Linked DNA regions of Mus musculus: regions 1, 2, 4, 5, 6 and 7 are each linked to region 3. A link is a loop called in an ENCODE intact Hi-C map of the cell type or tissue named here. Cell type or tissue: heart. All regions are shown on one strand. Region 1 has its middle 11 kb from the start of Pkp2. Region 2 has its middle 4.4 kb from the start of Spidr. Region 3 holds the start of Yars2 (tyrosyl-tRNA synthetase 2 (mitochondrial)). Region 4 holds the start of Snai2 (snail family zinc finger 2). Region 5 holds the start of Cebpd (CCAAT/enhancer binding protein (C/EBP), delta). Region 6 holds the start of Mzt2 (mitotic spindle organizing protein 2). Region 7 holds the start of Dnm1l (dynamin 1-like).

The links. A loop is a pair of places that touch in the nucleus more often than their neighbours do. Peaks named below come from ENCODE experiments on the same cell type or tissue, not always from the same donor. Only the 100,000 strongest peaks of a DNase experiment are listed, where the experiment ranks them.
Region 1: a loop joins it to region 3, with 6 times the contacts of the local background. A loop is called at or near these places in 32 of 42 quality-filtered maps.
Region 2: it touches region 3 in a loop (4-fold over the local background); 3 of 42 quality-filtered maps call a loop at or near these places.
Region 4: it touches region 3 in a loop (10-fold over the local background); 3 of 42 quality-filtered maps call a loop at or near these places.
Region 5: a loop joins it to region 3, with 8 times the contacts of the local background. A loop is called at or near these places in 12 of 42 quality-filtered maps.
Region 6: it touches region 3 in a loop (2.2-fold over the local background); 10 of 42 quality-filtered maps call a loop at or near these places.
Region 7: a loop joins it to region 3, with 3 times the contacts of the local background. A loop is called at or near these places in 16 of 42 quality-filtered maps.

Annotation. Positions count from the first base shown.
Region 1 is chr16:16,199,913-16,203,912 of GRCm38, forward strand. No RefSeq gene overlaps it. Among named protein-coding and RNA genes, the nearest start is that of Pkp2, 11 kb to the right of the region's middle. In heart, a CTCF peak has its summit at 2,291; no DNase peak of the experiment used is centred here.
Region 2 is chr16:16,149,201-16,153,200 of GRCm38, forward strand. No RefSeq gene overlaps it. Among named protein-coding and RNA genes, the nearest start is that of Spidr, 4.4 kb to the left of the region's middle. In heart, CTCF peaks have their summits at 342 (motif pointing left) and 1,697 (motif pointing left); no DNase peak of the experiment used is centred here.
Region 3 is chr16:16,300,336-16,304,335 of GRCm38, forward strand. Yars2 (tyrosyl-tRNA synthetase 2 (mitochondrial)) reads left to right here and starts at 2,630. Exons shown (of 5, transcript NM_198246.2): 1 at 2,630-3,412. The coding sequence starts at 2,649. In heart, CTCF peaks have their summits at 2,128 (motif pointing left), 2,334 and 3,740 (motif pointing right); DNase peaks (open chromatin) are centred at 2,296, 2,586 and 3,076; H3K4me3 peaks cover 2,104 bases; H3K27ac peaks cover 1,908 bases.
Region 4 is chr16:14,703,191-14,707,190 of GRCm38, forward strand. Snai2 (snail family zinc finger 2) reads left to right here and starts at 2,662. Exons shown (of 3, transcript NM_011415.3): 1 at 2,662-2,862; 2 at 3,521-4,000. The coding sequence starts at 2,784. In heart, CTCF peaks have their summits at 2,317 and 2,527; DNase peaks (open chromatin) are centred at 2,351, 2,641 and 3,871; H3K4me3 peaks cover 2,622 bases; H3K27ac peaks cover 1,848 bases.
Region 5 is chr16:15,884,849-15,888,848 of GRCm38, forward strand. It overlaps Cebpd (CCAAT/enhancer binding protein (C/EBP), delta), which reads left to right and starts at 2,438. Exons shown (of 1, transcript NM_007679.4): 1 at 2,438-4,000. The coding sequence starts at 2,477. The coding sequence ends at 3,283. In heart, CTCF peaks have their summits at 1,803 (motif pointing right), 2,738 and 3,304; DNase peaks (open chromatin) are centred at 2,423, 3,253 and 3,753; H3K4me3 peaks cover 2,358 bases; H3K27ac peaks cover 1,523 bases; H3K27me3 peaks cover 711 bases.
Region 6 is chr16:15,861,199-15,865,198 of GRCm38, forward strand. Mzt2 (mitotic spindle organizing protein 2) reads right to left here and starts at 2,171. Exons shown (of 3, transcript NM_029354.3): 1 at 1,550-2,171; 2 at 1,200-1,345. The coding sequence starts at 1,725. Gm41425 (a long non-coding RNA gene) reads left to right here and starts at 2,239. Exons shown (of 3, transcript XR_875934.2): 1 at 2,239-2,313. In heart, a CTCF peak has its summit at 1,807; DNase peaks (open chromatin) are centred at 1,393 and 2,193; H3K4me3 peaks cover 2,250 bases; H3K27ac peaks cover 1,948 bases.
Region 7 is chr16:16,356,936-16,360,935 of GRCm38, forward strand. It overlaps Dnm1l (dynamin 1-like), which reads right to left and starts at 2,096. Exons shown (of 21, transcript NM_001360008.1): 1 at 1,829-2,096. The coding sequence starts at 1,930. In heart, a CTCF peak has its summit at 1,747 (motif pointing left); a DNase peak (open chromatin) is centred at 2,036; H3K4me3 peaks cover 2,054 bases; H3K27ac peaks cover 1,634 bases.

The DNA of each region.
Region 1 (4,000 bases), 100 kb before region 3:
TCGCTGTTATGACAGACTTTTATTAATAAAAACATTTTTAAATGTCATATTCTGAAGACTTCTGATGTTTTTGAAGACAACTATTTATCTACAGTATATCTGATAGGCAAATGTTGCTTGCTTCTAGCTATCTGCTATCTGCTTAACTTTGAAAACACTTACAGGATGGTAAATAAAGCTTATTTATGAAATTAACTAAGTTAGTATCTATCATGACCATAAGTTTAAATGACTATTAGCTTGCATTTCTTAATTATCCCAAACAGTCTATAATAATAGCCTTCAAGGACTAGAACTTCATATTGCATTTTTAAATGAGTTAAATAGATACAATACCTTAAACAAGAGTTGGAACATATATACATTATGTTGTAACAAAAATATAACCTTAAATTTGTATCAATATACAAAATTCCATAGCAATGTAAAAAATATTCTTGGGTGTTGTTGCTTTCTAGCCTAAAAATAGATTAAATAATCTATCCTTTTACCCTACCGTTCCTATATTCTTCTTTTTTTCTTTGTATCCCTTCTCCCCCTTTTCCACCAAATTCTAGATAGGAGAGAAAGAAGGATAGAGAAAAGCAAAAAGAACAAGAAAAAGAGATTCCTGGATTTAACCTCCTTTAAGTTGCTTCCACCTTGACCAAGACCATTAACAACTTGTAACCAACATTCATCACCTGCAAAATGACCAAAAACCACCCACACTATCTCTTGAGAACGGGGCATCACTCTCCTAAAATTGTTTCCTGCTGTCTTGGGGGCAATGTTCTCTTTGGATGGCTCTAAGAAAATTGGGATATTGCCAAGTCTCAGGAAAGCTAGCTGTATAGTTTGCTGACCAGTCTGTGTGATGGGAAAGCATGGGGCTTAACTGAAGTCTTAGCTGGAACAGTCTGTGGGGCTGGACCATCTTACCTAGGTGTTTTGCAGTTGTTCTGAATGCACATTTTTGAGGAAACAGCTGTTGAGACAGTCTGTGAGGCTGGATTGCCTGAGCTGATGTCATGTCTTTATTGATGTCTGGCCCTTTTGCTCTGTAAACATATAAACTTTTAAAGTAACACAGATTTTGCATTAACACACATATGGAATGTGCAGTGTGCACAAATCAGATCATTGTTTGAGCAGGTGAAGGCATCTTTCTTTCACTTTAAGTCTGTTTGGACTGTATGATCAATCTGTAATATAAGCTATCACCTGTGCCACTTGAAAGGATGGATTATAATAATAAGTCCTAAGGGTTGTGTAGCCATCCTGATTTATGGGCTACACATAGGCACTTTCATGTCTCAGCTGTCACAGAGCTGTTCCCAAGTAGAGGGATCAGCATTCAGGTCCCCTCTACTGTTTTGTCATCCTTCTGGGTCTTTTCCTTTGTGTCTGCCAGCAAGATTTTCTTGGTCAAATCTAATCTTTATTGATTTTGAAGGAATCCATAGATGTCTTCTCCTGTTGAGACAAAGACAAAACCTCTTCCTCAATGCATCACATTTCCTGCCTTCCATTTTGAGGTTATCACATATACAGGCTGGTTAAACTCAGCCGTCCTTTCTAAAAATCTAGTGAATTTCAGCACCTGCATTATTTGTCTTATTGGTACTTATAAAATTCAAAGTCAATAAAGCATTTTTAAATCTATCTCTGGGTATCTTTATATCCCACTTTCCCTTTATGAGCATTTCCTATAAAGGCCTGTTAGATCTTTCTGCAATTGATTACCCTACAGAACTGTGGGATATGCCCATAGCATGGGACATACCACAATGCCTAAAATATCGTTGTATTCTAATGGATACATGTACGAAAGCATCATCACTTTCAGTCTGGAAAGGCATCTCTAAGGTAGCCATCACTTCTAATACATGGGCAATCTCAGAATCAGCCTTTTCAGAGCTCAAGGCAGAAACATATTAAAATCTTGAATATCAATTGTATGATATACTAACATATGTACATATCTTAGTTGTACAAACTCTACAAAATATAATACATAATCTATTGTATGACATTGCTCTAAGGTAGCATCATTAAACAGAATCTGTATTCTTAATTCAGCCTATGCTTGTTTGTTTTGGTTATTTTTGAGACAGGGTTTCTCTGTGTATCCCTGGTTGTCCTGGAACTCACTCTGTAGACCAGGCTGGCCTCGAACTCAGAAATCCGCCTGCCTCTGCCTCCGGAGTGCTGGGATTAAAGGCATGTGCCACCATGCCTGGCTCTGTTTGTTCCTTTATCTAGGAGTTTAATAGGCTGCCATTCTGCAATCTGGTCACAAGGTGGGGACGTCGGCTGTAGACTGGGCTCCTCGGATGTGCCTTTATTCTGAATCAGTTTTCAATCTTTTCTATCCCCACTACTCTAGCATCTACGTAGCATATTTTAATCATTACAATTATGATGATTTGTATGCTTATAATTGTAACAAAACAATATAGAGTCCAAATACTCTCTTCTACGGTGTTTTTAACATGGAAAATGCTTTCTTTTAAAATATCTCCCACTCTTTCCTTTCTATAGTTTACTTTATTGTGAACATTTATAGAACATTTTTTCTTACTTTTTCTTTCTCCTTCCTTTGGAGACTTATTTTTCTTCTTTCTTTGAAGATGTTATTTCTATTTCTCTATCTTTCCTTTGGAGACTTTATTTCTCTTTCTGCTTCTAAACTTAATATTTATCTCTGTATCTAAGTTTATATAAACTCTTACTTTTAGTTATTGTACTGGCTCAGAGGCTGCTCTGTGTTCAGGACTTCGGGATCTTGGCTTCCAGGACTCCATGACCACACAGTCCCATCCTCTGATTTGGAGATAGAGATCAGCAGCAGCTTCTGCTGTCCACTCTAGCCTCAGGCTCCACCTGGCAATGAGGCCTCACTTCCGCTTGCTCCATTTTGCCTGCAGGTAGCAGTTGGAAGCTCTAAGAAACTGTGGTTGCTTAGGAAACTTTTTTTTCCTCCGTCCACCTAGGACTTTTCCTAATACCTGAATCTTTTGTCTAAGCTTGGATTCTGTGCCGGACACTAGATGCCAAATGTAGACGTATGAGCTTTATGACAGAGACCTGGTATATTTATTAAGAGCTTCAGGCACTAAGCTGGGCCAGTTCTGAGCTATTCTAATGCAACTCTGCTGGCCTGGCCTACTTCCCAGCCACATGGCCCTTCACCTGCCATCTTAGTCTCGCTCTGGCTCCTCTGTTTTCATTCATGTCCTGATGGCGATTCCTCTCCTTCTACCTGAGCGCATCTCTCACTCTCAGGGCATGAAGTCTTGCCTTATCCTCTCCTGCTCAGCTTAGGTTATTCAGCTCTTTATTTAATTAATCAGAAGGTGCCTTAGGCAGGCAAGGAAGAACAGAGACACCTCTTCACGAAGTGCATAAACAACACTCCAACACTTTTTCTTGTTTGTTTGGTTTTGCTTTATAACTTATAATTCCATCACTGAGGGAAGCCAGGACAGAAACTTGGAGGTAGGAATTGAGGCAGAGGCCATAGAAGAGCGCAGTTTACTGGCTTGCTTTTTCTTCATGGCTTTCTCTGTCTATTTTCTTATAGCATCCAGGACTACCAGCTGAGGGATTCCACTGCCCAAAGTCACCTGAGCCTTCCCAAACATCAATCAAGAAAATGGCTCACAGGCTTACTAGCAGATCAGTTAGTTAGGGACACTCTCTTAACTGAGGTTTTTCACTCCAAATTATGATGGTTTGAATAAATATGGCCCCTATAGACTTGTTTGTGAATGTTTGGCCCATAGGAAATGGCATTATTAGGAGGTATGGCCTTGTTGGAGGAAGTGTGGCACTGTGGGGGTGGTCTTTGAGGTCTCCTATGCTTAAGCTATACCCAGTGTGGCACACAGTCTCCATCTGTTGGCTGCCCCAAGATATAGAACTCTCAGCTACTCCTCCAGCACCATGTCTTGTACATCTGCCATGCTTCCCACCATAATAATAATAATGGATTAAGGCTTTGAAACTGTAAGCTAGC
Region 2 (4,000 bases), 150 kb before region 3:
ATGTCCTAGGTGACACAAATTTTACAAGATTGAAATGCTAGGCTTAAGCAAGAATAAGATGATTATGTAAATTGATAATCCAATCAAGGAGAGATCCATGAAAGCCATGGCTGTGTGCATTTCAGGATAGTCATTCTTTATAGTTTGTTCTCAGGGCTATGGTTGTGTGTGTGTGTGTGTGTGTTTTTTTTTTTAATGCTGATAGCTATATATTAAGAATATGGCAAATGGGGCTAGAGAGATGACTTAGAGGTTAAGAGCAATTGTTGCTCTTGCAGAAGACCCAGGTTTGGTTGCCAATAACTTCAATTTCAGTTCCATGTGATCCACTGCCCTCTTCTGGACTCTGTGAACAATGAATGCATATGGTTGGTACACAGACATAGAAGCAGGAAAAACAACCATAAATATAAAATAAAAATAAATTAAATCTTTTTTCAACACAATTTAGTGAGATAGAAAAGAACAACTTCAAGAAAAATGATGATGGTGAAATGCATTAAAAGGAAGAGAGTGTAAAGCTTAGTCGTTTGAGTGCCAACAGTATCAGATGAAAAATAATGCAACAAACCAAAGCATGATTGAAGGTTATCAATACTGATGAGTTTAGATGAATCTATCTGAATGCATTTACATACATAGAACTTGGAGCCTGAATATGACATAGACTTTCCTACATTATCCTCCTTATGAATTCTTCTCCTTTAGATTTTTGTATACTCTTCAGGGAGCAATGCCTCCCTCCACTTGCCCAAGTAATGCCATGGCAAGATGAGGTTTTCCCCCTAGCTTATCACATTTAAGGACATTATGCATACAGTTTCCATTTGGCCATGAGACTTGTGAGCACATCTGGAGAAAGTGTATGTTTATCATTGCTGCTTTGTCCCTGCATAAGCTATTTGGAATAGAAAACCAGTAAAGGGAGCAACACCCCTCACCTGGAGTGCCTGGTTCTGCTGACTCTAGAATCAGCACTTCCTATTTGCACAATATATGCTGGCTAACATTTAGCCTCGGAGGTATCCATGGTCTATATGGTCAAGAAGATAAGTATCTCATCTAAGCTGTAGAATGCTTTGAGAGCTGTTCCATCATTCCCTAGAACTAAGCCTAAAAACAAGGGTGAAAATATTGGCTGTCCTTTGAGTGATTGTACCCTCACTGGCTTTAGTCTCTAATTATGGTTGTTGAATGTCAGTTTAAAAAGTATTGAAGCATAAATTGTGCTTTAAAATCTAGATGTTGCCGGGCAGTGGTGGCGCATGCCTTTAATCCCAGCACTTGAGAGGCAGAGGCAGGTGGATTTCTGAATTCATGGCGAGCCTGGTCTACAGAGTGAGTTCCAGGACAGCCAGGGCTATACAGAGAAAACCTGTCTTGAAAAAAAAAAAAAAAAAAAAGATCTAGATGTTATACAAAACTTAGACACATTGACATAGATAATTTTTAAATAAACTTTTAATGTCTTTTAAGACTATTTTTTCTAATTAGAAACCAGACACAGAGAAAAACAATAAACAACTGTCATAATAAAACACACACAAAAAAAAAATCTTTATTTTTAACAGCACATTGTGGTGGCCTGAATGAGATATTCACCACAGTCTAAGGCATTTGAATACTTGGCCTCTGGTTGGTGGTACATTCTGTTGGGGAGTTTTAAGAGATGTTGCTTTGTTAGTAGAGGTATGCCCCCTGGGGGCAGACTTTAAAACTTTAAAGACCCATGCCATTTTGAGCCACTCTTTCTACTTTCTGCTTAGGATTTAAAATGTGAGTTCTTGAACTCTCATCAAAGAAGTTTGACTTCATATATGTTAATTAACACAGAGAATGGATAATGTCCAGAGAGTGAGAGACTTTGGAGCACTCAACCCTATATAGAATGCTTTTATCAAACTCATCCCCTCAAGGCTCCTGGACATAGGTAAAAGAGACAGAAAGACTTTAAAAGCAAAAGGTAGAAGATGACTCCAAAGAAACAGGACTGATGCACATATGAATACAGAGAATGTTAGTAATATCACACTGCACAAGTAAAAGCCAGACAGAATCCCAGCAGAGAATGGTAGTAATGTACTACAGGGGGACACCAGAGAGTGCATATAAGGAAACACCAGAGAGCAGTGGTAACATACTATAGGGAATACCAGAGATTGGTGGGAATATACTATATGGTGGGGACACCAGAGAATGGTGATAATACACTAGAGAGAGACATCAGAGAATGAGGGTAGTATGCTATAGAGGAATTCCAGAAATTAGTGGTAATATATTATGGGGGGGGGGCTAGAGAGTGGTAGCAATATACTATAGATGGATGCCATAAAGTGGTGGTAATAGGGGAATACCAGAAAATGGCCAAAAACCACCACAGTGGGCACCAGAGTGGTGGTAATACACAACACCATGGGGGACGGCAGAGAATGTTAGTGATGCACCCCAGGGAACACCAGGGAGATAACTTTATAATTATACTTGTGCAACTCCAAAAGTTAGCAGATTTCTATAACACCACTTGTCCTACAGCTAAACATAATCCCAACTTATACTGAAACAAAAAGGAAACACAACCCAGTGAAGAGATAAAGGATTTGAAAATGGCTGATACACACCAGGGGAACATAAAATTTGGTTCCCCCAAACAGACCAATGAGAAACTATTAAGGAATGCCTCTCAAGAAAAAAGGCAGTAACTGCTCTAGTCACTCAAACCTTTGGTAGGAAAGGACTAAAATCCTCAAGCAAGTAACCAGGACCTGTTATCTTTGCCTTTGTTGTGACCCAGAGATAGTGTCAAAGAACTACCCTTACTAAAATTCATGCAAAGGAGATGCACATTCCCTGGGGAAATATTGACAAATAGATTTTATTCAGATGCCTTTCTGAGGTAGAAACAATACATTTGGACAGAAAAAGCAAAAGAAGTGGTTGAGTCCTCATCAAAAAGAGTCAGTCCTCATGTTGGATTCCCAAAACCTCTTCAAAATAACAATGGGCTTTATTTATCTCAAAAATATTTTCACGCTTGAATATAGCATTCTGTGGGTAAAAAAATGCTTGCTGCACAAGCATGAGGGTAAAGATGTTGGATCCCTGGAACTCCTGTGGATTCCAGGTGGGCTTTGTGGCCATCTGTAATTTCATCACTCAGAACATAGATATAGAGGAAGCTGACATAGGGCAGCTAGCTAAATTAGCCATTTTCACAAGGTCTGGCTACAAATGAGAGACCCTGCCTTAATGAAAAAGTTGGAGAGTGAATAATAATGACTTCGGAAGTCAGCTTTGGCCCTCCATTCATATGCATATGTGCACACATAGAGACACACACGGAAAGTGTACCTAAATACATTTAACCATATATGCATGTACATACATTACACACATGCACATACTAAATATTTGGTTAAGAAAGGGAAAAGAAAAGGTGACCTAGGAGAGCTTCCTGTTCCTACTGATTCCTAAAGGACAATGCACTATTATATTTGACTTAAAAGACTGCCTTTTAGCCGGGCGGTGGTGGCGCACGCCTTTAATCCCAGCACTTGGGGAGGCAGAGGCAGGTGGATTTCTGAGTTCGAGGCCAGCCTGGTCTACAAAGTGAGTTCCAGGACAGCCAGGGCTACACAGAGAAACCCTGTCTCGAAAAAAAAAAAAAAAAAAGACTGCCTTTTCTCTATTCCCTTACATCCTAATGGTAAGAAACAATTTTCATTTTATGTTTCTACTTTAAACAATCAACACCCAATGACTTGATATCAATGGAAGGTTTTCCCACAAAAGATGAAAAATAGCTTCTATCTATGCCAATATAATGTACATAAAGCATTTTAGCCAGTACTGAATAAATTTCTGAAAGTACTCATTATTCATTATGTGGATGGCATTATACTCTCCAGCTCATCTAATCTTAATGATGACTTAAATGACTGTTTAATTTTTATAGTAAACAAACAGAAAAAGGAAAATTTGAACATAGCTCTGGATAAAGTAC
Region 3 (4,000 bases):
TAGGGAGACTCTGAGAAAGATGTAAGCCAGAGTAAGAAGGAGAGGTTACTAAATAGCCACATGGCAGAACTTAGAATAGAATAAATGTGTTAATAAGTTATGTCCTAGTTGTGAACAAGCCTAGCTATAAGGCCTAGGCATTTATTCAGGAGCTGTCAGTCCCATTACACTAAACAGTAGTTTTAAAATTTTCATCATCTGAGACACGTTTCCATCAAGTATAGGGCCATCATGTAATGCTGTCACAACAGCATTTCTTTGAAAAGAAAAGCAGTACTAAAGCTAGTGCAGATATGAAGTCATACTTTCTAATACCCAACTGTTGCCCTGCTCTTTAAAGTCACAATACGTAGGTATTTGTTGTATTAACCCAAACTTGCAAGTGAGAGATTTTTCCCAATATTAAGTACAGTATCTGTTAGGCTTTCAGAACTTCCTGCAATGCATCTTACAGTCTGTCTCTGATCAAAGTGCAGATCAACAGATTCTGACTAGAATTTTAAAGATATTTTGAGTAACAATATGAGAGAACACTCTAGCTATTTTCTACCAGTATTAGAGAATATTACCAGTAATATTACAATATTACTGGCAATGAGAAATTAAACTCACTGATAATTAGATGAGCAAATACATTGATTAATCAAAATAACAAATTTATAACCCACTAAAATAAATGTCTTCTTCAAATACCTTAGTATTAGGACATGGAAAGATCTGTAGCTAATGGTCTGGGGATGGGTCAGGATCCTCTTTCAGGAACGTGAGTGTTGTTTGTCTTCTGCATATGACTCTTAGTCAAAAGGCTTGCCCAAAGTGTGGATTTCTCTCCAAGAGCATTCCATATTTAAAGATTAGCCGGTAATAAAGTGAAACAGCCTACCTCCTTGTTTCAGTTTGGAAGACTATGGAAGGAAATCTCAGCTCCTGACTTCCTCTGGGATACTGAATGACTCTTGTCTGGCCTGAGCTTTCTATTGCCGTGATAAAACAATATGACCAATGGCCTGGGAAGAAAAGCGTTTATTTCACTTTACAGCTTATAATTCGTCATTCAGGGAAGTCAGGGCAAGGACTCTAGTCAGAAAGACTCCTGAAGGAACTAAAGCCGAAGTCATGAAGGAGTGCTACATACTGGCTTATTCCACATTGTTTGATCAGCCTGATTTCTTTTAGCACCCAGGACCACCAAGGGTGGTGTTTCTTTTGGGACCCTGGGACAAGAGACTCAGGTGCATATTTTACATATGAAAACAGATCTGGCTTCCAGGTTCTCTCAGCATCCCTAAGTCTCTACCTGGCATACCCTATCCCCAACCCTGTACATTCCAGCCCAGGGGATGGGCTGCCCTTCCCTCAGACGCTCTTTGCTATACAATCTACACATTTTGCTCTCTCTCTCTCTCTCTCTCTCTCTCTCTCTCTCTCTCTCTCTCTCCCCACCCCCTGCCACAAGCCCTTTCTCCCCCCCCCCATGGCGACCCCCCCTGGCCTCAATTCTAGGGGGACAGTAAATCTGCTTTATAATCTAATCTGGTTTGAATTGGCTCATTTTACCGGAGAAAGGACCTATCAAGAGGCACCACCCACAGTGAGCTGGTCCCTTCCACATCAATCACTGATCACCACTGGCTTGTTCATAGGCCACATTGGTTGAGGGCATTTTCTCAGTTTAAGTACCTCAATGACTCTAACTTTGTCAACTTGGCATAAAACTAGCCAGCACACCTCTACTGCAACTTACTCCTGGCTCAATTGTTCTCTGTCTCCCTCCATAACCCCTACTTCTCTCACAATGGTAGGTGATGGCCACAAATGGCACATTCTCAATAATGCTACTCCACATAAATCAGGGAGTTTTGAAAGTATGGCCCACGTCTACTCATATATGGAAATGTCAGAATAAATTCATTATTTTGTACAATTTGTGTACGCTAATTAAAATGTTTAAAGAAAATTAGTCAGAATCTACAATGGGACTTGGGGGCTGGCTCACCTGCCATACAATTGCAAATGAGAGTCCTCATCCTGGTGAGAGGATTCCTAAAAGCACCTAATATGTTATGACTTTGAATGACTCCAGTTTTTGTTATACTAAACACAGGGAGTTCTTTCCTGTTTTGACTTTCCTCTTGCTAGGAGGAGACTGCCACCTTCAGGACACCCACTAATGACGTGTGTGTGTGTGTGTGTGTGTGTGTGTGTGTGTGCGCGCGCCTGCCTGCCTGCCTGTACTGTGACGAGGCTCTCATTAACTGGGGAAACTGGTACAAAGAAATTTCGTCTCCACTCCACTCCGAGTTCTTTCTACAGGTCCAAGACTTATGGGACTTGAGCATCACAGCTTTTGCATGATCATTTAAACGACAGTAAACATTTGTCGAGCGCTTACTACACCGCCAAGTGCTTTCACCACAGCTGTGAGACAGGAAGTACTATCACGACATCCTCACTGAGAAAACGGGAATGAAATGATAGAGGAACAGCGGGGGCCGCAAGACGGAACTCAGTCGGTCCACATTCCAGGACTGCCTACAGCACCAAAGCCTAACAGGCCTCCCGCTACGCCCGAGCATGCGTAGAGAGACACCGAGGCGCCCGCGGTCGCAGGGCGACAGAGGTCCAGCATGCCTTGCGTGTCCCGCAAGATGGCGGCGCCCATGCTGAGGCGCCTGTGCCGCGTTCCGCAGTCCCTGGTCTGGCTACGAGGGTCGCGTGCGGTGCGCCCGGGCGCGCGGGGAATGCTGGTGGCACCGAGGGCCCGCGGCTTGTTCAAGGAGTTCTTCCCCGAGAGCGGCACGAAGACAGAGCTCCCCGAACTCTTTGACCGCCGCAGGGCGGGCTCGTCCCCCCAGACGGTGTACTGCGGCTTCGACCCCACGGGCGACTCGCTCCACGTGGGGCACCTGCTAACTCTGTTGGGGCTCTTCCACTTCCAGCGAGCCGGCCACAACGTGATCGCGCTCGTGGGAGGCTCCACGGCCCTCCTGGGGGACCCCAGCGGCCGGACCAAGGGGCGCGAGGCGCTGAGCGCCGAGTGCGTGCGGGCCAACGCGCACGCCCTGCGGCGAGGGCTCGAGGCCCTGGCGGCCAACCACGCGCGCCTCTTCGCGGACGGCCGGCCCTGGGGCTCTTTCACGGTGCTGGACAACGCGGCCTGGTTCCAGGAGCAGCACCTGGTGGATTTCCTGGCCACGGTGGGCGGCCACTTCCGCATGGGCACTCTGCTGAGCCGGCTGAGCGTGCAGTCGCGTCTCAAGAGCCCCGAGGGCATGAGCTTGGCGGAGTTCTTTTACCAGGTGCTCCAGGCCTATGACTTCTACTACCTTTTCCAGCACTATGGATGCCGGGTCCAACTGGGCGGATCAGATCAGTTGGGCAACATCATGTCTGGCTACGAGTTCATCCACAAGTAAGCTGGAATTGTTAGAGCCTACGGAAACCCGGGGACGAGTATACAGAAGTAGTGTGTTATTCGTTAGGAAGATTGTAAGTTAGAGCTGGGAGTTAGAGCTGCTGGAAGCAGACCGATATTCAAGATTTGGATTGTGTCTGTTTTCCCTAAGTCGCCTTTAGTTTCTTTAGAAATTGTTATTTATCCTGAAAATAATTGGACTTCTGTTTAGAACCGTGTGCACTAATTTAGCTTTTCGCCTCCATAAAGATTTTCACAGCGTTTTCTTTTTTTAAAGATTGATTTATTTATGTATGAGTGCTCCATCTCTATGTAACACCTGCATGCCAGAAGAGGGCACCAAATTCTTATATTATATCCCACATGGTTGCTGGGAATTGAACCCAGGATCTCTGGAAGAACCACTGAGCCACCTCTCCAGTCCTCACAGTTTTCTTGAGGAACATAGATTATATGGCTGGTTCGTGTGCTACACGACAAAACTCATTTAAAAATATTAAAAGCCACCTTCTAAATGTACCTCCTGGTATCCTTTCGCCCAACTTTGTCATTTTTCTACCTGATCCTTCAAAAATCAAGTCCTGT
Region 4 (4,000 bases), 1.6 Mb before region 3:
ATGAGAGAATGAGAAAAATGAGATGGTATGAACTTTCCAGGGTCCCATGAGATTCAGGAGTCAGTTTTATGGGAAACAAGTCAAGATTACCTTCCAGTGGGTTTAAGCTTGAAGAAAAGTTATGAAGCCCACTAAAAAAGGCTATAGGAATTTGTGACCATTTATTTCCTTAGATTACATTTTAAACTCTAAGGTTTAGCCTTCCTTAATTTAACTTACCTGACATCTCTAGTTTGACTTGGCTGGGGTTCTCTTCCACAAGAAGTATCTCTCTTATAAGTTATTTCTATAACCTACCTAATTAAGGAACATCAGTTTCTCTCCAGCTTAGGACTAATTTCTTGGTTTGGCAAAGGCTACCCACCACTAACTTCAATCAATCAATCAATCAATCAATCAATCAATCAGTCAGTCTATCAGTCTATCTATCTATCTATCTATCATCTATCTATCTATCTATCTATCTATCTATCTATCTATCTATCCATCTATCCATCTATTGATTTATCTGTGTATGACTGTATGTGTGTGTCTGTCTGTCTCGCAGTCTCTCTTTATGTCTATTTCCCTCCTTTTCTATGAATACAGAATGAAGTATTTAAAATGTTGGTGTATCTAAGGACAAATCCCTGCCTTGCACAAACAAAATCTTGCAGTCTGTGACTAAAAGCAGCACCCCAATCTATTGAAGTCTGCAGGGAGAAACCGTTATAGCAGAGTCCTCCCACCTGGCCTTGGGTATGATAAGCTTCCATTCTTGCATTTTCATTACATCAGTTTAATATCAATTTTCCTCTGCTGTGCCCAAGCAGAGCTTCTGTTTAACATGATTTATGTCATCAGCCGGTGGACTTCCTCCTGCGGCCAGTGGGACACATCTCACATAGATAAGGCATGAATCAGATCAGTTGAGCTCAATACTGGCTAGCACAATCTGGAACACACAGGTTACTTGACTGCAGTCTGTAATTTAACACAACCCCTGGGTCCTTGGACACAAAGGGGCTGGTTTCCCTGTTTCAAATTCACTGGTTCTTTAAAAGCACAATGAATCGTTAATGATTTTTTAAATTGCAACAACTCACTTTAGCAGGTTATCTTCTGGCGTTCCCTGTTGTCATGTGTGGCTTTGTGCCCTCTTTCAATACTAGATAAAAAACAAACGGTGTGTTTTACTGGAAATTAGGTGGAAGGGGCAAGATTTCTTGCCCTATAGAGCAGGTGTCTAAATCTGAGCAAACCCACTAGAAATAGGTCAACTCAGACTCCAGCTCTGATCCATACTCATGGTAGCTTAGAAAGAAATCTAATACATTTTCTTGTTTTCTTGTCACCTGCAGATTCAGTTCCCTTAGTTTAAGGATTCATATAAATATCTTTCTGTATTTGACATTGAAATCAGTGACTATTGTAAAGAGAAAGAGGAATCATTGAAATTAACCCAGGAAGTCTGCGGGTTTCCCCCTCCCCCGCTCACACGCCCGTTTTCTCATCCCCAGATTAAGAAGTTATGCTGCTTGACAATGCACTTTTCTCTTGCAAGTCTCAACATCGCTGGTGGTATTCTGTTTCCGCTGTTTTCTTCCAGCACCTGTTACGAAAAAAAAGTTAGTTGTCTTGGGGTGGGGAGGTGGGGGAATTGGATTCTGCAATTTTGTTGGGAAGAGTCAGGGTAACATTGAAATAAACAGAGTTGCCTGTGGGCACAGTGAAAACTGCACTTTTAAAATGAATCACTTCGGAGTATTTTTACACCTACCCCTATGTGCAAATGCAAGTGAAGTGACCGGCTGGCTACTGGACTACCTAAACTGCCAGTCAAAGAACTTGGCAAAAGAATCCTTTACCCCATCTTTTAATGCAAACCAGGGATGTGGCGTGAGGAAGGGGGAGGCTTTTGAAGACTAAAGAAAACACCACTAAGTAACGGCAGACACTAAGAATTGTCAGTAGAGATTCATATTTTTTTTTCTTTCTCTAAAATACCATGCGCTACAAAGGGAGGAAGTCTTGTCACATGTCTTCATCAGAACTTTCCATACTTCTTCCAGAGTTTGCCTATTGTCGGAGTCTGCACCAGCCTTCCCTTTTATCTTTACACTCTTCCAGTTCCTGGGGTAGGCTGTAAGGCTTTACTTTCAAGTGTCTAACGCAGCGATCAGCAAGTTAACTTTCTGGCACGCCGCCCTAGACCTGCTGTGGCAGCTGCGGGGAGCCTTTACCTTCCTTTCCCAAAAGCCAGAGCCTACAGCTGCTTGTGTGCAATAACCCCCCTCCAGACGCAACTTCCAAATATAGACTCTCTGGCCACTAGGGGCTGCGCGGTCCCAGTCCGGAGGGCCGCCCTTCCTTCCCGCCCTCGCCTTGCCAGGCACTGCCCACATCTGGAAGCCAAGTCGCCGTAGGTCACCTAGCGGAAACACGTTTCCCCAGTGCTCAAGAACCGAGATTTCCTTTCTTGAAAACATTTAATGTATTTTGAGCCTCCACTGAAATGCCATGAGCAGCCCATTTTGAACCAGAAAAATTTAGTCTGACAACAGAGTCTTCCTCTATTCACAGCTGTTCCAGAAGGAGGAGCTGAAATCTGAACCTCTTGGCTGTGATTGGTTACTTCTAGAAAAAGCAACGGAGAAGGCGCCTCCCCGCCCAGAGGAGCTCAGTCGGGCAGGGAGCCGGGTGACTTCAGAGGCGCCTGCCTGTCCCCCGCCGCACCTGAGCCACCGCGATGCTATAGGACCGCCGCCTGGACCGTTATCCGCCCGCGCCCGCCCGCAGCCACCATGCCGCGCTCCTTCCTGGTCAAGAAACATTTCAACGCCTCCAAGAAGCCCAACTACAGCGAACTGGACACACACACAGGTAAAAATCGCCTCTGTAAATCTGTGCGCGAGTAAACCGCGGTTCTATTGCTTGACTCAGAGAACACACCGGGCCGCTTTCCTTTTAATGCTGTGCCAAAACTGTCCTTGCAGTCTCTTGATTACTTAGGTTAAGTTTTAATTCAAAACCTTTGAGATCTTTGCTGACAAGGAAAGCTTCCTTCCGGTCGGGCAGTATAGTTCTCTGAGCCTGTGTGTACGCAAAAGGAGTGCACGGACGTGATCGCACCCTTCCCCTCGCCTGAGCAGCAATCTCCTGAAGCCAAGCACTTGGGAAAGCAGCTGGATTCGTGCATGCCATTACCCGCCACAGGCACGGTACAGCTAGAACAGCCCACGCATAAAATGAAAAGCAACTTTATAAAAAGTTTTAATATAGTGTCTAGTTCTTCGTTCTAAATTGGGACAGCAAGGCTAGTCCAGAATGAAGGTTAGTCAGGGCAACTGTCAGCCTGCACGAGGACAGTAAGCCCAGGTGAAGGGAAGACTTTATGTGTGTCCTGTGAGTAAGGCTGTCTTCACTAGAGAGTCTCCTATGGAGTCTCCTGCATGTTGTTATGGTCTCTCTCAGACTGTGTACATATATTTTAAAAATATTTTGCCTTAATTTTTTCTTTCCTTCCTTTTCTTTCTTCCAGTTATTATTTCCCCATATCTCTATGAAAGTTACCCTATACCTGTCATACCAAAACCAGAGATCCTCACCTCGGGAGCATACAGCCCTATTACTGTATGGACATCGTCGGCAGCTCCACTCCACTCTCCTTTACCCAGTGGCCTTTCTCCTCTTACTGGATACTCCTCATCCTTGGGGCGTGTAAGTCCCCCGCCTTCCTCTGACACTTCATCCAAGGATCACAGTGGTTCAGAAAGTCCCATTAGTGACGAAGAGGAGAGACTGCAGCCCAAGCTTTCAGACCCCCATGCCATCGAAGCTGAGAAGTTTCAGTGCAATTTATGCAATAAGACCTATTCTACGTTCTCTGGGCTGGCCAAACACAAGCAGCTGCACTGTGATGCCCAGTCTAGGAAATCGTTCAGCTGCAAGTACTGTGACAAGGAATATGTGAGCCTGGGTGCCCTGAAGATGCACATTCGAACCCACACATTGCCTTGTG
Region 5 (4,000 bases), 420 kb before region 3:
CCTTCTAACAAAGCCACACCTCTTAATAGTCCCCAAACAGTTCCACCAACTGGGGATTAAGAATTCAAACATATGAGCCTCTGGGACCATTCTCATTCGAACCGCCATTTATTACAACGTTCTTTTCTTGATATATAGCCTCAATATGTAGCTCAAGCTGGCTTCAAATCCATAATCCTCCTGCCTTCACTTCTTGAATGCTAGGAAGTTTTACTTCTCTTCAAGCTTGATTTCATATTTCATTTTACCTAGAGCTATCAGGAAATGTTTTTAGAGTATTTATACATATTTGAGTATCCCATCTAGAGAACTGTTCTTGTATGGAGTGAAATGCACAAGCAGGACCTCAGGGAGATTGGTTGGTGTGACCAGACTGATCTTCCAAGTCTGACAGTGCTCTGTGACTCTAAGACATATCAACACTGCTAGGCTCCTGAACTTTTAAATACCAAGGTTTCCAGAATGTCCACATAGACTGGGTGTCATTGGAACCTCCAATATGTTCCATATGTGACATTGCTGAGGACAAGGAGAGGGTCTCAAGGATTCTAGCCAGAAGGCTTTTGGCAGGTGTGCTGAGAAGAGCTAAAAATGATGTATTTCTCACAGGAATAAGGCATGGGAAGTGTTCACATTCATCTTGAGTACATTTCATCTATAAAATTATAGATTAACTCAATTTATAGTTTAGGAAATTATTTTATATAATTAGTTTAATTTTTATGTTGAGCTTGAACACTTTCTCTATTGGTGGCTGCTTTTAGGCCTACATGGTTAAGTCATTTTGTTGCCACCCACGGTGCTAGGAAAGGTCCTTGAGATTGGCACAGTGTGTGGGAACAGTCATGAAAGGATCACAAATGACTGTCACAGGGGCTAAACTTTAACAGCTCTCAAATGTCACACTATATTCATGCTTTGTTGTTCTGTCATGTTGCCTTTCTCCATTTCTGGAAAATTGAAAAGTACGCACTGGTTGGCGGGTTTCTGAATACACAGAGCTTTCAGGTGCGGCCCAATAGTGGCCACGGTAGCCTGTCCTTCTGAGACATTCTAATTGGCCCCGCTGTCTTGTAAACACAACTTTTCATAAACGTAGTGAGTGGACCCAGGTATCAAAACAAGCATGTTGTCTCACTGAAAACAGCCTCGGAATGTGGTCTCTCTGAGGGATAAACACGTGTTCTCTAATCATGCTTCTATGGCATCCAGGGCTAAGAACCACGAACGTCTCCTAGGGTTTTCCTGTGCATGCATATCACATGTGCGCTGGCTTTAACCCCAGAGGCAATTAGTTACAATAGCAACATCATATGCCATTTATAAACATCACTGATCATTATGAAATTCCAAGGCTGTGTTTACCTTTTTTTTCCAAAAAAAGCCATTAAATATTCCACAGCCCCTCATTAGGATTTTCCTCAGGAACTGAAGGTAGGAGCTAGGCTGCTCTGTGTAAATCAGCTGATGTTTGTTGTCAGAACACCTGGTGAATCGGAATGAATTAGGGGAGGGATATGAGGGACACATCTGAATTTGGACAGATGATTTTCTTGACTTTTGCTTGAGACAGGCCATCAGGCACTTGAACTCCTGGGGTTCAACTACCCACCTAGCCTATCAGGTTTGAGTAGCTGGGGTTGAAATTTCTCTTCATCTTTTCACGAATTTTGAAGAGCTGGCAACTTAACACCTCTTTGTGAGTACTGATGTAAATCTTAGCTTTCTCTCAGCAAGCCACAATTTCAGAATAATATCCCTTTTGGGTACAATTTGCAAGAAAAAGAAACAGCAAGATGCTATGCTACCACCAGGTGGCACAGCTTTAATAACCAAGAAGAAATGCCAGAGCACCCAAGATCCGCTGTCAGGTGCGGAGAAACGCACCGCGGTTAGGGTGGCCATCACTCTTCCGTTGGCTTTGTGGTCAGCGGGGAGCCCGGTTGATCTGTCCGTCTATCAGGCTCTGTTGCTGAACCTAACCTCGACGGCAGCTGGGCCTGGGCACTCCGAGAGGTGTAGCTGGAGAGGGTTCGAATTTCAGGAGGCTCCCACTGGCTGCGCTCACTCTGGACCGCCGGAGGCTGAGGCCCGGGTCCGCGAACCACGGTTCACTAGTTCTGGTCTCGTGGCGGAGGTGCCAGGACTCGAGCTGCGGAGCCTTGATCCCTGTTCCGCCTTTGCTATGTCTGAAGGCGTCCTGCTTTGCGCGTGTCGGGGCCAAATCCAGATTTTCATTTCGCTCCAGGCTTGGACGGCTAAGTAGGTCCAAACCGCACAAACAGGAAGGAGGGAAGGCAAGGAGTGCGGGCAGAGGGCGGGTCGTTCCCAGCAGCACCCCAGTCCCTCCCCGCTCCGGTCTCCGACCCACTGGGGCCGGGGCGGGGCGTGCGCGTCAGCTGGGGCTAGAAAAGGCGGCGGTCCGGCCCGGCGAGGTGACAGCCCAACTTGGACGCCAGGTCCGGCCGACGCCGCCATGAGCGCCGCGCTTTTCAGCCTGGACAGCCCGGTGCGCGGCACACCCTGGCCCACAGAACCCGCGGCCTTCTACGAGCCAGGCAGGGTGGACAAGCCCGGCCGAGGGCCCGAGCCAGGGGATCTGGGGGAGCTGGGCTCCACGACTCCTGCCATGTACGACGACGAGAGCGCCATCGACTTCAGCGCCTACATTGACTCCATGGCCGCCGTGCCCACCCTAGAGCTGTGCCACGACGAACTCTTCGCCGACCTCTTCAACAGCAACCACAAAGCGGCCGGCGCGGGCGGCCTGGAGCTGCTGCAGGGCGGCCCTACGCGACCCCCGGGTGTGGGGTCTGTCGCTAGGGGGCCGCTCAAGCGCGAACCCGACTGGGGCGACGGCGACGCGCCGGGCTCCCTGCTGCCGGCGCAAGTGGCGGTGTGCGCGCAGACAGTGGTGAGCTTGGCGGCCGCGGCTCAGCCCACTCCACCCACTTCGCCGGAGCCTCCTCGAGGCAGCCCGGGGCCGAGCCTCGCGCCCGGCACAGTCCGAGAAAAGGGCGCGGGCAAGAGGGGTCCGGACCGCGGCAGCCCGGAGTACCGGCAGCGGCGCGAGCGCAACAACATCGCTGTGCGCAAGAGCCGCGACAAGGCCAAGCGCCGCAACCAGGAGATGCAGCAGAAGCTGGTGGAGTTGTCGGCCGAGAACGAGAAGCTGCATCAGCGCGTGGAGCAGCTCACCCGGGACCTGGCTGGCCTCCGGCAGTTCTTCAAAAAACTGCCCAGCCCGCCTTTCCTGCCGCCCACCGGCGCCGACTGCCGGTAACGCGCGGCGTGGGCCTTTGAGACTCTGAACGACCTATACCTCAGACCCCGACAGCGGGGAGCAGACGCCGCCCGAATCGCTAGTTTCTTTGGGACCTGCGAGCGACAGGAAGCTGCAGCTTGGGCACTGGACTGCGAGAGAAGCTATATTAATCTTTCCCCTTAAATTATTTTTTATAATGGTAGCATTTTCTACGTCTTATTACCATTGCAGCTAAGGTACATTTGTAGAAAAGACATTTCCGACAGACTTTTGTAGATAAGAGGAAGAGACTGCGCATGCTTTTTATATTCATTTTTACAGTATTTGTAAGAATAAAGAAGCATTTAAATCGCTGCAGCTTCCTATGTTCATTCTCTCCCGCACACAACATACTGAGACTTCACCAGGGAAAAGCAAGCACCTGGGAGCCACCCGACCAGGTGCGTTGCCCACACGGGGTAAGGAGATGGACGCGTTTCCTCGCGGTCTCTATTGCCCGCGGAAGGAACACGGGAAAGCATGACTAATTCATGTGTGTGATCCCAGAGTAGGCTGACCTGGGGCGGAGAACAGTTGGCCTAACTTTTAGGTGGTTGCCGAAGGGTGAGGGGGTGGAAGAGAGCTGGGAGTCTGAAACTTGATTCCTCGTTGCCTCTACTTTCCTCAATCTAGGGACAACGTGTAGATTTAAAAATGTGTACCAGTACAAATTAATATCCTAGTATATAAAAAGGG
Region 6 (4,000 bases), 440 kb before region 3:
ATGATCCGGGGGCACCGGTACAATTGCATATTCTAAAAGTACTGTGTCTTTGATAGACTAAGCAAGAAAACATGTCCTTGTTCTGAGTTGCATGGCTGGGATGGCCTACAGTGCCCTGGTATTGTAGCTCAAAGCTGCCCTGGCCTTGTGGGACAATGGCAACTTCCAGCGGCAGAGTGCACATCAACACCAAACCCACAGATTAGACAATCAAATGCCTGTGACAGGAGAAGATGGGCAGCAAGAGAACCAGGGTGAGGGGTGGGGGCAGGGAGGCAGGTGCTTGGGAGGAGGGCCATGGAGCAGACCTGGAGAGGCTGCAGGCCTGAGGGAAAGGTTACCCTTGTTTCTCTTCCACAAAGAGAAAGGGTGATAGAGGCCAGAGACACACATTGATCAGAAAGTGGGTGGGTCAGCGTGTATGTGTGAGTCCCCAGGCCTGACAGTCTGCCTTCACTGGGCCAGACTGCTCACTTTACCCCACCTGGATTCCTTCCATGTGGTTCTTGCACTTACAGGCAGGAAATGAGCACTGGACTTGCATCCACTTGTCTGGGAGGACAAGCTGTATTTCAGAGGGTCCGACAGGCAGAGAGAACAGATGTAACAGATAGGATGGGCAGGCTGGAGGACCTGAGATCCCTGTTACACTCTGCTCACCACCATCTGCTTACACCTGGTCCCACTCATGACCAGGCCATTCACACCTGAGAACTGGGTGAATCTTTCTGTCAGACCTCTACTTTTTGTCCCAAAGGAATCAGATGGCTTCAGTCCTGCAACCCAAAAAAATCCCCAGATGAGAGGTGTTCGGGCCTGGCCTGAGATGAACAGGAGCTAGACGTGGCCCTCGGAGGGGGAGGCGTTGTCTGCTCTGCTCTCTGAACACTTCCTTGAGGCTGTGTGGTAGATGGAGACCAAAGCCATGTTTATTCCTCTACCTGTGCAATGGAGGCATGATGAAGAGGTGAGAGGGAGTCAGAAAGACCAAGTCTAGCTTGCTTGGACCAGTCTTTGGTCCAGCAGTACAATCCGAAAGGTGGAGCCAACTAAAGTCCCTGAAAGGTGGATGGGTCTGCAGACCTTGGGAGGAGGCCTATAGACAGGTTGAGCAATTCTAAGACAAGCCGGCACGAGGTTCTCTACTCCTTCCCCACCTCGGCCACCCTCTAGGCAGAAGTACCCAGCCCATCTCTAACCTCGGGTCTCTGATGTGGATGTAGACAGAGATATGGGCACCGAGTCCTGGGGATCGCTTGCCAGCCGCTGCCCAGCACACATGGACTTCAGCATCTGGAAGACGGCGAGGGGAGCCACATTCAGATTCAGCAAGTCCACCAGGATCCTGGGGAAACAAATGCAGTGCTTAGCGAATACTGAAAGCCACAGGGCGGACATGCTCTAGGAGTCGCGCCAGCTGGGTCACCGTCTTGAAACCCCTTAAAGAGACACGGATATCTTAGAGTAGCAGATGCAGGAATGAGGAGTCCTAAAGCCGGCATTATCTGTAGGGAGTATGAGCTCAAAGTCCCGACCCCCGCTTTCTCACTTGAACACATCGGGGTCGATGGCGGCGCCAGCAGCCTGAGCTAGCTCGTACAGCTCCATCTCCTCGGCCCCCAGCACTTTCTTCCGCCGAAGCGCCAGCTTCTGCAGCGTTGCTGTCTCCAATCCTGTGGAAACCGCGAGTGCAGCACCACCAGCAGCAGCCGCCGCCGCCGCCATTCGTATAGCCTGAAAAGGGATCTGTGTTGGACAGAGTCTCTGCAAGTCAACAGCTCCAGCACCGAGGCGAGAGTTCCAAGAGGCCTTTACACAGTCGGTTACTTGACTTGTTCGGAACGTCTACTGTGCACAGGGCAGTGTGCTAGGCATGGGGTGGGGTGGTGGGAAGCTGATCACTGCCTGACGATCAGACTTGGACTGCTGGCTTAGGTAGCAGACCCCAGAATAGTACCTGGCATATACCGGGTACTTAGCAAATGCCTGTTGGATGACGAGTATTCACGATCTCGTGTAATTACCAGTTCTGTTGACGGTCCCTAAACAGCTTTGCTTTTAAACGGATACGCACTCCTGTCCCCCGACCCCGAAATACATAAACTTGGGGAGTAAAGAGCAACTGAGGACGTCACTGCGCACGCGCCTTGTGGCCAACTGCTTCTGCACTTGATTGGCTTTTGCTTTTGCAGGCGCTTTTCCCGGGAGGTTGAGCCGCTTTTCCCAGTAGGCAGGGGTGTGGCCTGACGCGCAGCTTGATGACGCTATTTCCGGGTTGTGTGTCTGGATAGCGGCGTCTATTTCTGAAGATAGGTAGGATGGTCATTTTGAACTCAACACGTTAGCTTGGCCGGTGTGTTGAGAACTGCAAATGTTTGGCCGGTTACCATGATTGTCACTGCCATCGGGAAAGAGTGGACCGGGGGAGCCGTCCAGAAGTGCCTACACAGTGAAAGGGGACCAGGAGGGGCATCTAAAATTTGTGCGGGGGCACTCTTGGAGATATTTTGTCTCCTGATGCTTTGTCCATTTTACATTACTAGTCTTTTGCATATGTGTGTGTATCCGTATGTGTATGTTTGTTGATTGGTGTTTTTATTTTTTCAATTTGTTTTATTCTGGCTTGATTTTTTTTAAATGTGCCTATTTGCTAGAAAAGAGAGGAGGGAGAGAGAGAGAGAGAGAACTTGAGAAGGTAGGGAAGTGGCAAAGTTCAGGGAGGAGGTAAGGGAGGGAAATCATGATCAGATTATAGAGTATGAAAAAATATTTTCAATATAAAAATATATTGGGTGAATAGTCTTCATTCTTAGGGGAAAACGTATTCATTACCGGGAAGGGGAGAATTTAGAGCATCTAGTCAGTTCTCAGCCTTCCTTCTTTCTTCCTTATACTGAACACAGCTTCCCTGGTTCTGCACTTCCGGTCTTCATATTTGGTGAACCTTTGGCCAGTCACCAAGGTCCAGATCTAAGGACTAAACACCATTTCCATGTTGAATGGTGCGTCTGTCACAGTGAGGACCATGGTGACAGTAAGCTGCTGGTGACTGTGAAGAGCCAGTGTGGGCTGTGGGGAATGAGTCTGGCTCCAGGAGCAGACATTACAGGATGTATGTGCATCTAATCTGGCACCTGCTTCCCAGGGTGGAACATCAGGTGCTTGTTTGCAGGATTCCAGAATATCTCAGGTTTTCGCAGAACTGTGGCCATGATGTAAATGTAGGGCCTCCCTGCCTCATTAGTTTATTGTAGGATTGATGGCTCCAGGAACCAGCTCCTATTGGTCAGAATGCCCAAGAGTACAAACTGGAGGCAAATCGAAGTGAGGCACAGCATCATCTCCCTAGCCAGACAACTGTTACCTGCATGCCATCAGCTCTGCCTGTTTGTAGGAGTATATCACCTCAGGTCCATGGATGGCCAGTGTCCATTCATAGAAGGAAGGTCAAGGTAGGGTCATTGGACCCTCACATAAGTCACTCCGCCATTTTCATATAATTCTGACATAATCATACATGGCCTCAACTTTAGGAAAGTCCAGAGGACTAAATTGCACAGACTTAGAGACCTTAATAAAGGGCTCTTGTACTAATACGCACTTAAAAATTCAAACATTTATGTACACACAACATGCTCATACAAAATCTCTCTCTCTCTCTCTCTCTCTCTCTCTCTCTCACACACACACACACACACACACACACACACACACACACTGTCTTGGCTAGTGTTTTGCCAACACGACACAAGATAGAGTCATCTGGGAAGATCCTCCATTGAGAAAATGACCCTATCAGATGGCCTGTGGGCAAGCCTGGGGTGCATCTTTTTTTTAATTGATGACTGATACCAGAATGCCCAGGTGACTATGGCTGGTACCGCACCTGGGCATGTGGTCCCGGATGGTATATCAGAGCAGGTTAAGCTAGCAATGGGAAATAAGCCAGCAACATTTCTCCATGGCCTTTGCACCAGCTCCTACCTTTGTGTTCTGTCTT
Region 7 (4,000 bases), 57 kb after region 3:
TTCAGTTCCCAGCATGTTCATGGCAGTTCACAACCATTTGTATGGCAAGTTCCAGAAGATCAGTTGCCTTCTTCTGGCTTCCAAAGGAATTAACAGGCATTTGATACATATACATATACATAAACACAGGCAAATATTCATAAAGTAAAAATTAACTTAAAAACTAAATATCTCGTTACAATGAATAATATGCATCACTGAAAATCTTCTATAAGATCGCAGGAACAAAATACCAAAACAAACAAAAAACCAAATAGTACACTTGATAATTTGGTCTTCGGGCACAGCCAACATCAAGTGTTAATGCTGGATTATGCAGACATGACTGTCCGAAAACTATCTATGCCAACCCAGCAAATGGCCCCAAAATAATTCCTACTGCTTTAAATATTTAAAGGCCAATAATAATAATAAACTACAGGATGGTTTGAAGTATATGGATATCCTCTAATTTATTTCTTCTTATAATATTTATACACTTTCTGTAGTTAAGATGTAGCCATACAACCCATGGAAAACAGAGAAATCACCCATCACCTCAGAAGAAAAGAATATTAACAAATGGGAGCACCTAAAAGTATGTTTATAAAGGGGCTGGGGAGATGGCTTGGAGGTTAAGAGCAAAGGCTGCTCTTTTAGAGGACCTGGTTTCCAGCACCCACATGGCATCTCACAATCATTTGTAACTCCAGTTTCGGGGATCATATACTTTCTTCTAACCAGCACCAGGGAAAACACTCACATCATAAAAATTAAAAAAAAAAAAAATTCTGGGCATGGTAGTTTTTCAGTCAAGGGAGCTGAAGCAGGGGGAGTGCTATGAGTTTCAGCCAATTCAGGTAACAAGGTAAATTCTTAGCCAGCTTGAAGTACAGAGTAGGGCTCATCTCAAAAACAATTCTCGCCAGGTGTAGTGGCACACGCCTTTAATCCCTGCACTCGGGAGGTTGAGGCAGGCGGATTTCTGAGTTCGAGGCCAGCCTGGCCAAAGTGAGTTCCAGGACAGCCAGGGCTATACAGAGAAACCCTGTCTCGACGCCCCCCCCCCAAAAAAAAACAAAAACAAAAACAAAACAAAACAATTCTCCCCAGGAGGATAGAGGCACTGAATGGTCTTCCAGAAGTCAATTCCCAGCAACCACATGGTGGCATGGTGGCTCACAACCATCCATAATGGGATCTGATGCCCTCTTTTGGTGTGTCTGAAGACAGCGACGGCGTACTCACAAACATTAAAACAAACAAAACCAACAAAAAACGCCCTCCTCCCCTAAAGTTCTGTTGCTCCTCTTCAGTTCAAAGCAGGCATTTTTTTAAAAAATGAAACTCACATATCTCTGCTATTCTAGATATCTATTCAACATTCTTTCATACAAAATTTGGACTTATCGCCAATACCCCACATAAGGCCTGAGAACCTTATACCAAATTTGGGTCACAGTAACAAAATTACAAACACCAAAGTCATGGTGCTCCTTCCTAACTTTAGGCCTCCAACTACACCCGGGATTTTCTTTTAATCTTATTTTTACTTTGTAATAGCTCCGTGGGCCACCGACTCACCACTAGCTTGCTGCCTGTCTGCTCACAGCAACTCCTGAGTCCGTCGCGTCCTCAGCGGCCGGAAGGAAGCGACAGCCGCCCACACGCCCGCCCGCGCGTCCCCCGAGTGCCCTTGGGCCAAGCCGCGCCGGGCTGTAGGCTGCAGGGCCACTCAGTCCCGCTGAGCGCCCGGGAGCAGAGCGGAGCGCCGAGCTGCCGGCCTCCTCCTGGCGACACCTGCAGGCCTGCGGCCGAGCCAGGCCTCGCAATCGCGGCCTCATCTTACCTGCGTTCCCACTACGACGATCTGAGGCAGCTGGATGATGTCCGCACCCACTGTGTTGAAGACGTCCTGCAGCTTATTGATGACCGGGATCAGCGCCTCCATGACCCCCGAAACACTGGACCCCCAACCCAGCAGGCCACTGCAATGAATGGGGACTCGACCCACAGCCCGCTTGCTTCCTCTTCTCCTCCGCCCTTTCCTCGGGAGCCCGCACCCATTGGGCCGGGCCAGCACCCAGCCCGCTCCCGGCAGGCCACGCGCCACGACAGAGGTGGGCGCGCAAAGGCTGCCGGGAGATGTAGTTCAGGCTGAGTGGAACGCGAAGGCCTATTCTAGAAGGTTTCAGGTATCGACCTGAACTGGGCGGGTAAGGAAGCTGAGACCGTGAATCTGAGTCTACTATAGTCAAAATGCTAGCTAACAGCTAGATGAATAATGATTGTTAGAGTGTTATGTATGAGTATGCCTCCAGGAGTTGGGACACACCAATTTTATGGACAACCATGGAAGACTTAGACAAAAGGTTAACAAGGTCTGTACTACATAGTGAAATCCTGTGTTTATAAGAAGGGATAGAGTCGCCGGGCAGTGATGGCGCATGCCTTTATCCCAGCACTTGGGAGGCAGAGGCAGGCGAATTTCTGAGTTCGAGGCTAGCCTGGTCTACAGAATGAGTTCCAGGACAGCCAGGGCTACACAGAGAAACCCTGTCTCGAACCCCCCCCCCCTTCCAAAATAGGGATAGAGTCTATTAATTAACCAATGTCATTTCCTTATGAGAAGTACTACTTTATGAAGAGCAATCAAGGAAACTATAGGAAAACTTAAAAGAATGTCTCCAGACATTTCTACCGCTCCAGCCTACCCACCAAGAGAGTTTATCTGGTCAAAGTTCTGAGAGTGAATGATAAGCCCTTAGAACTAGACATTCGTATCACACACACCAACTACGACTTAAGGTACAATGCAGAAATGAAGGCAGAAAGAATATAAGAAACCAAGGATTGAGCAGCTGTCATCTACTTACAAAGCTGTAGTTGTAGCCTGAATACATAGCACTATATACCTGCACAAGATTGGGCCCTCCAGCTATCTATCATAGAAACAGGAGGTGCCCATGAAGCTCCATTCTTTCTAAAGGAGCAGTAACTGTGAATGTTTGCTGGAGTTGGGGATTAGCTTTTTCTATTAGTATACCCACTAGGACTAATAGGTGGGAAGAAGGAGTCCTAGAAAGGAAGGGGGAATATCAGAGGGTAATGAGGGTACCAAAATAATCACAATATACTGGATTTTAAGACTGTTAAACATAAATAAAACAGTAACTCAGAGCCACAAACTCCCCAGCCTGAGAGGAGTGAAAAGCCAAGCAAAACTTGTTGCTATCTATTCATGATAGCCATGAGCACTCATAGTCACAAAGTTGTGGATTGTATAACTGGAGGGGTTACTTACCATTCACCTGCAACATATGCCATAGGAGACAGGCTTTACTGTTCAGAACACAGATGGTGGCTGGTTAATAAGTTTTGAAAAACACATAAATGAAAGACTCTGAAGATCCAGAAGTGATTTTTGGACATCTTGGCAAATGTTGTGACCTTCCCTTTTGTCTTTTAAAAACAAAGATTTCAGAATCCAAAACCAAGTGCAGCAGCATATATGTAACCTCAGACTGAGAAGGCAGAGGCAAGAGTCAGCTCTATTGTCTCCATAGTGAGCTCCAGCCTAGCCAGAGATAAATAAAGTACCCTAGGAAAAATGATGCATTTATACTTGATTTTCCTTTGTCTTTTACTGTGTGCTAAGAGCTAGTTTGGTAAAATTGATATACATACATATTACCAAAGCCAACATGTCATAGATTGGTATGGTATATGTTCCTACTCAAATTATCTTTTCTCTGGTAACAGAACACATATAGTCTTATATATTATCATGTAGCTTTTTGTAAGAGAAAAAATAATCCCACAGGCAGTGCTTAAGAAAGTCTACCAGTACATTACTGCCAGGATTGCCCAGAGCAATCAGACATAAGAGGAAAGAAACAGGAAGGGATGAGGCCTAAATATTATTACACACACACACACACACACACACACACACACACACACACACACACACACACAAAGATAATCTGAAAGTAGACACAGGCCCCCATTCCTAACTCAG